Regions from separate parts of the Homo sapiens genome. Here region 1 is linked to region 2. A link is a contact called in ENCODE Hi-C or POLR2A ChIA-PET data. All regions are on one chromosome and are shown on one strand. Each heading gives the region's core, a stretch centred on a gene start or an enhancer-like site at or near the end of the contact. The rest is flanking DNA. Distances are from core to core; before and after follow the strand shown.

Region 1 (2,700 bases), core at 76-2,575, 220 kb before region 2:
TGAAACCCCGACTCTACTAAAAATACAAAAATTAGCTGGCCATGGTGGTGCGTGCCTGTAATCCCAGCTACTAGGGAGGCTGAGGCAGGAGAATCACTTGAATCTGGAAGACGGAGGTTGCAGTGAGCCGAGATTGTGCCACTGCACTCCAGCCTGGGAGACAGAGTGAGACTGCATCTCAAAAAACAAACAAACAACAAAAAAAACCCAGCAACTTTGTCTTGGCACAGTGGTTCATGCCTGTAATCCCAGCACTCTGGGAAGCCAAGGTGGGCAGATCACTTGAGTCCAGGAGTTTGAGACCAGCCTGGGCAACACGGCAAAACCCCCTCTCTACAAAAAATACAAAAATTAGCTGGGCATGGTGTTGCACACCTGTAGTCCCAGCTACTCGGGAGGCTGAGGTGGGAGGATCGCTTGAGCCCAAGAGGTGGAGGTTGCAGTGGGCCGTGATTGTGCCACTGCACTCCAGCCTGGGCAACACGGCGAGACTCTGTCTCAATAAATAAATAAACATATACATAGATATAGATATAGATATAGATATACACATATATATATACACTTAAGTAAAAACCAATTATCTAGGAGCAAATGTCAAGTAAAAGTACAGGTAGGGCTCAGATGCGGCAAAAAATCATGTTGGGGTAGGAGCCTGAGTAACATCAGCGAGCGCATACAGGTTTATCCTTTGGCCTCTGGCCCAGCTGTTAATGATATATTCATGTTTATTATCTGCCCCCTCCCACCCCCACTAAAATGTCAGCTTCAAGAGGGTAGGGATGAGGCCAATTGTGTTCACGGCTGTGTTCCTGCCATCTCACACAATGTTGGGCATACAGTAGGTGTTCAGTGAATACTTGTGAATGGGTGAATGGCTGGCTGGAAGGCCATGCATGAGTGAATGAGCGGAGGTGACACCTTCACATCCTCTCTCCGCCTCGGTGGATGCCAGTGCAGGCCCAGGAGTCAGCCGTTTCCACTACCAGCTGTGTGGCCCCGGGAGGGCTCCTTAACCTCTCTGTGCGTTTCCGTTGCCATTTCGCCGGGTTATTCTAAGGATTACGTGTGGTTTTACATGGTGTGGGCTTCTTGCAGTCCTCGGCACGGAGCACCCCTCCGTAAATGTTATTTCGCTATTGTTCTTTCCTTTCCTTTCGGTGTATTCTGCTTATGTATTCGCTATTGCTCTTCCCCATCTCACCGACCAGAAGAGTGAAGCTCCTCCCCGCTCTCCTGGCGCCCGGCTTCCCCGTTCTGGCTCGGGCCTGCACGCCCGCCCTTGGCCAGCAGAGGGCGCTAGCGCTCTAGGGACCAACGCTCCGGCTGGGCCGGGCCACGCGTCATCTCTCAGCCGACCCGAGGCTGGGGCTGGAGGAGGGGACAGGCGTGACCGCCGGGGCAGGGGTGGACCACCGGACATCTGGGTGTGTGCCTTTGGCACAGCGGGAGCCTGCTGGAGGCTCCCAAAGCGGAGTGGGCAAGCTTTTTCCCCCAGTGCGCTTCCAACCCTTTTTCTTTCTTTCTTTCTTTCTTTTTTTTTTTTTTTTTTGCGACAGGGTCTCTTGTCGCCCAGGCTGGAGTGCAGTGATGCGATCACGGGTCACTGCAGCCTCCAACTCCTGGCCTCAAGCGATTCTCCTTCCTCAGCCTCCCGGGTAGCTGGGACTACAAGTGGGCGCCACCACGCCCAACTAATTATTTATTCATTTAGAGACAGGGTCTCACTCTGTCACCCAGGCTGGGGTGCAGTGGCATGATCAAGTCTCATTGCAGCCTCAACCTCCTCCTCAAGCAATCCTCCTGCCTCAGCCTCCTGAGTAGCTGGGACTACAGGTGCAGGCCACTGGCCAATTAAAAAATATTTTTTTTTTTAATTAGCCGGACGTGGTGGCGGGTGCCTGTAGTCCCAGCTACTCAGGAGGCTGAGGCAGGAGAATGGCGTGAACCCGGGAGGCGAGCTTGCAGTGAGCTGAGATCACGCCACCGCACGGCAGCCTGGGTGACTGAGCGAGACTCAGTCTCAAAAAAAAAAAATTTTTTTTAGTAGAGACAGGGTCTCGCTGTGTTGCCCCGGCTGGTCTCAAACTCCTGGGCTCAAGTGATCTTCCTGCCTTGGCCTCCTAAAGTGCTGGGATTACAGGCGTAAGCCACCATGCCTGGCCTCCAACCCATTTTTTGCCAAGGACCAGCTGAGACTCAGAAAGGGTTGTCCAAGGTCACCCAGCAGGTGGGGGTAGTGGGGGTCATGCTGTGAATACAAGGCTTTGAAGCTCACATACCTCAAGGACCTGATAGGGGCTGTGGAGAACACAGGACTGACCACCTTTGCCTCTAGAATGCTGGCCCACATGGCCAAATCTTCCAAGTCTTCAAGAGAGACAGGGACATCAGGATGTAGTGAAATGTCTCGATTTTTATGGTAGCAATGAATTAAAGGCTTTGTTTGTTTTTGTAGAGCCAGGGTCTCATTATATTGCCCAGGCTGGTCTTGAACCCTTGGCCTCAAGCGATCCTCCCGTCTTGGCCTCCCAAAGTGCTGGAATTACAGGCGTGAGCCACCACTTCTAGCCTTATTTGTTTATTTATTTATTTTGAGATGGAGTCTTGCTCTGTCGCCAGGCTAAAGTCCAGTGGCGCTATCTCGGCTCTCTGCTACCTCCACCTCCCGGGTTCAAGCGATTCTTCTACCTCAGCCTC
Region 2 (2,700 bases), core at 156-2,655:
TTTTCTAGTGTCAGCACGGAGACTTGACTTTGACCAATGATGGAAGGGAGACTTTTGCTTAGATATATTTATCATACACCGCCCAGTTCCACGGGTCAGAGCAGCTAGAGCCAAATGGCCCATGAGCTCCTGCATCTGACCTCTGCTCTGCCCCTCGCCACCAGCCCCTTGGAATGCTGTCCGTGACCGACCCCAGCCTGCACTCAGATTTGCAAGATCTAAGAAAGTGTCAAAAAGCAGCAGCAACCCCAGTGTGCTTTGGGGGTGAGTGGCGTAGACAGCCGAGAGAAACACTGAGGCCATCTCCCAACTGGGCCAGTGACCTCACTGACAGTCCCCGTGAAGATCTTATCACCCCCAGCAGATATGTGCTGATTGTCTAACATGTTTCAGGAATGGAGGCTACCATGGCCGGCACTGTTCTAAGCACTTCACATACGGTGACTCAACAATCCAGACAGTGACTGTATGAGACTGCTACTACTGCCCCAATGACAGAGGAGAAAACCGAGGGACAACGGGATGATGAAGTAACTTGTCCAAGGTCACTCAGCTAACAAGTAGCAGAGCCAGGCTATCTGCCCAGAGTCGGTACTCCTACCCCCAACAGTAGATACAGCAATACCCAGAGATGAAGGCAAATTCAGACAATACCACATGTGACCCAGGAAATCAATTGAGGTGACGTGGGAAGGTGGGGTGGGGGTGTGGGTGTGGGAGCCACTTAGATGGGGCGGTCTGGAGAGGCCTCTGTGAAGGGATGACACATGTAAGCAAGAACCTACATGTTAAGAAGCAGCTGGCCAGGCCAAGAGCTGCAGGCTGAGGTGACAGCAAGCGACTCCTGCGGTGGGAGCAAGCCTGCTGCCTGAGGAACAGAAGGAAGGTGCATGTGGTGGTGGGGGTGGGGTGAGTGGCAGGAGCCATAAGAGGCTGGCGAGGGAGGCAGGACCAGCTCCCTCAAGGGGCCTCATGTGCCACATGAGCCTGGACAATTCACTCTCCCTGCCCTTTGGTGATTTTCCCACAAGCCTCTGTGCCATGCCTGTTGCAACTTTCTTTCCAGGGCAGCAGAATGGTGGGTCTGCCCCCTTCCACAACACCAGCCAAAACATGGAGACCCAATGGCCAGCCTGTGTCAGTCATCAGCCAGAGACGACTGCCCTGAGCTTCCCACCCTCACCAAGCCTGGGTCTAGGGGGAAAAGGATGCTCGGCTGAGCAGCCTTCAATGGGTGATCTTTTGGCTGCAGGGTCAGGGAGAGGAGAGCTGACTGAGGAAATGCCTGGCTGCCTTGCCAGGTACAGTTCTCTTCAGAAGTCAATCATCTGGCCTCTGGTTTCCATGGTAGCTGCCTGTGAATGTGACTCATGCGCATTAACCCAGAGTGCCTCCGGATCCCAGGCTGAGGATTCAGTTCCCAGACTTCGCCTGTCCTCACAGAGGTCATCACAGGCCTGTGAGCTCCAAGGGAGTGGATGCTGAATTTTCGTCATGGGTGAATTCCCAGGGTCTGTACTGGGCATGGCCCAGAGACACTTGCAGAAGGCAAGCAGGCAGGCAGGTGGGAAGAAGAAAGGGAAGGAAGAAAGGGAAGGTAACTCCACTAAACAACTGCCCATCTGGGAGATCCTATTTTATTGGTGGCTGGTCCCCAGGCCCTTGCACCACAACCCAGACAGAGCTTCTGGTCGCTCTTTTATTTTCACTCTCATCAACCACAGCCCCATCACCAGAGGCCGTGAAGGAAGGAGGATGATGTCTAAAAAGTGTATCCTGGGCCGGGCACAGTGGCTCACGCCTGTAATCCCAACACTTTAGGAGGCTGAGGTGGGAGGATGGCTTGAGCTCAGGAGTTCAGGACCAGCCTGGGCAATATAGAGAGAACCCTATCTCTACACACACAAAAATTAGCCGGAAGTGGTGCCGCATACCTGTAGTCCGAGCTACTCAGGAGGCTGAGGCAGGAGGACAGCTTGAGCTCAGGAGTTTGAGGCTACAGCGAGCTGTGATCATGCCACTATACTCCAGCCTCAGTGAAGCGCAGGCCCACCACAGGCTCCCAAGTTCCCTGTCCTGTGCCTCTCCTACCCCTGCAGGATACACCTTTTATATTTTAAAAATTTGTTTATGGGTATTCACTTCACAATGCTTCACCTTTTCTGTATGTTTAAAATTTTTCATAATAAAAGGTTGGGGCAACGTCCATCTTACATAAGTTGACTGATGTCTCATGTGTCCCTAAAATGTATAAAACCAAACTGTGCTCTGATCATCTTGGGTACATGTCGTCAGGACCTCCTGAGGCTGTCACGGGTGCGCATGCTCAACCTTGGCAAAATAAACTTTCTAAATTAACTGAAAAAAACAAAACAAACAAAAGGCTGGGGGAAATGCTTTGTATAAATCATGTTACACAGTTTGCTTGGGAATCTAAATTGAGGCAGAGTATTTCTGACAGTGAAGATGAGAAGTCTGAAATACAAACTGCTGAATCATTGAGAGGTCTGTATGGAAAGACGGTTATTTCACCTGGCTGTCAGCTGTTCCACTTCACATCTTTAAGACCTCGCCTTTTAAACGCCAGAAGTTCAACTTAAAAATGTATTTTCTTTATCCCATAGCCCCAAAAGATAGCAACATTAACAAAATGAAAAAGAAATGAACTAAGGCAGCGAAATAATTCAGGATCTCTAAGAG

The links. Hi-C counts contacts between places; a loop is a spot of excess contacts on that map. ChIA-PET counts read pairs that join two places held with the same protein, here RNA polymerase II (POLR2A). Pooled maps may share reads with other maps.
Region 1: a loop to region 2 is called in a pooled map, with 2.7 times the contacts of the local background. The contact joins two enhancer-like sites. A Hi-C loop is called at or near these places in 5 of 50 pooled maps. POLR2A ChIA-PET finds 5 or more read pairs at or near these places in 3 of 52 experiments (HEK293, Panc1 and activated T-cell).

Annotation. Positions count from the first base shown.
Region 1 is chr20:50,070,041-50,072,740 of GRCh38, reverse strand. No RefSeq gene overlaps it. Among named protein-coding and RNA genes, the nearest start is that of TRERNA1, 30 kb to the right of the region's middle. RefSeq lists a silencer at 1,182-1,421. Within about 2 kb of position 1,325, at least 3 of the 41 ENCODE cell types and tissues checked have a DNase peak (open chromatin) inside an H3K27ac peak, as active enhancers do.
Region 2 is chr20:49,852,521-49,855,220 of GRCh38, reverse strand. The region is part of intron 7 of SLC9A8 (solute carrier family 9 member A8); the gene reads right to left. Among named protein-coding and RNA genes, the nearest start is that of MIR12122, 10 kb to the left of the region's middle. Within about 2 kb of position 1,405, at least 4 of the 41 ENCODE cell types and tissues checked have a DNase peak (open chromatin) inside an H3K27ac peak, as active enhancers do.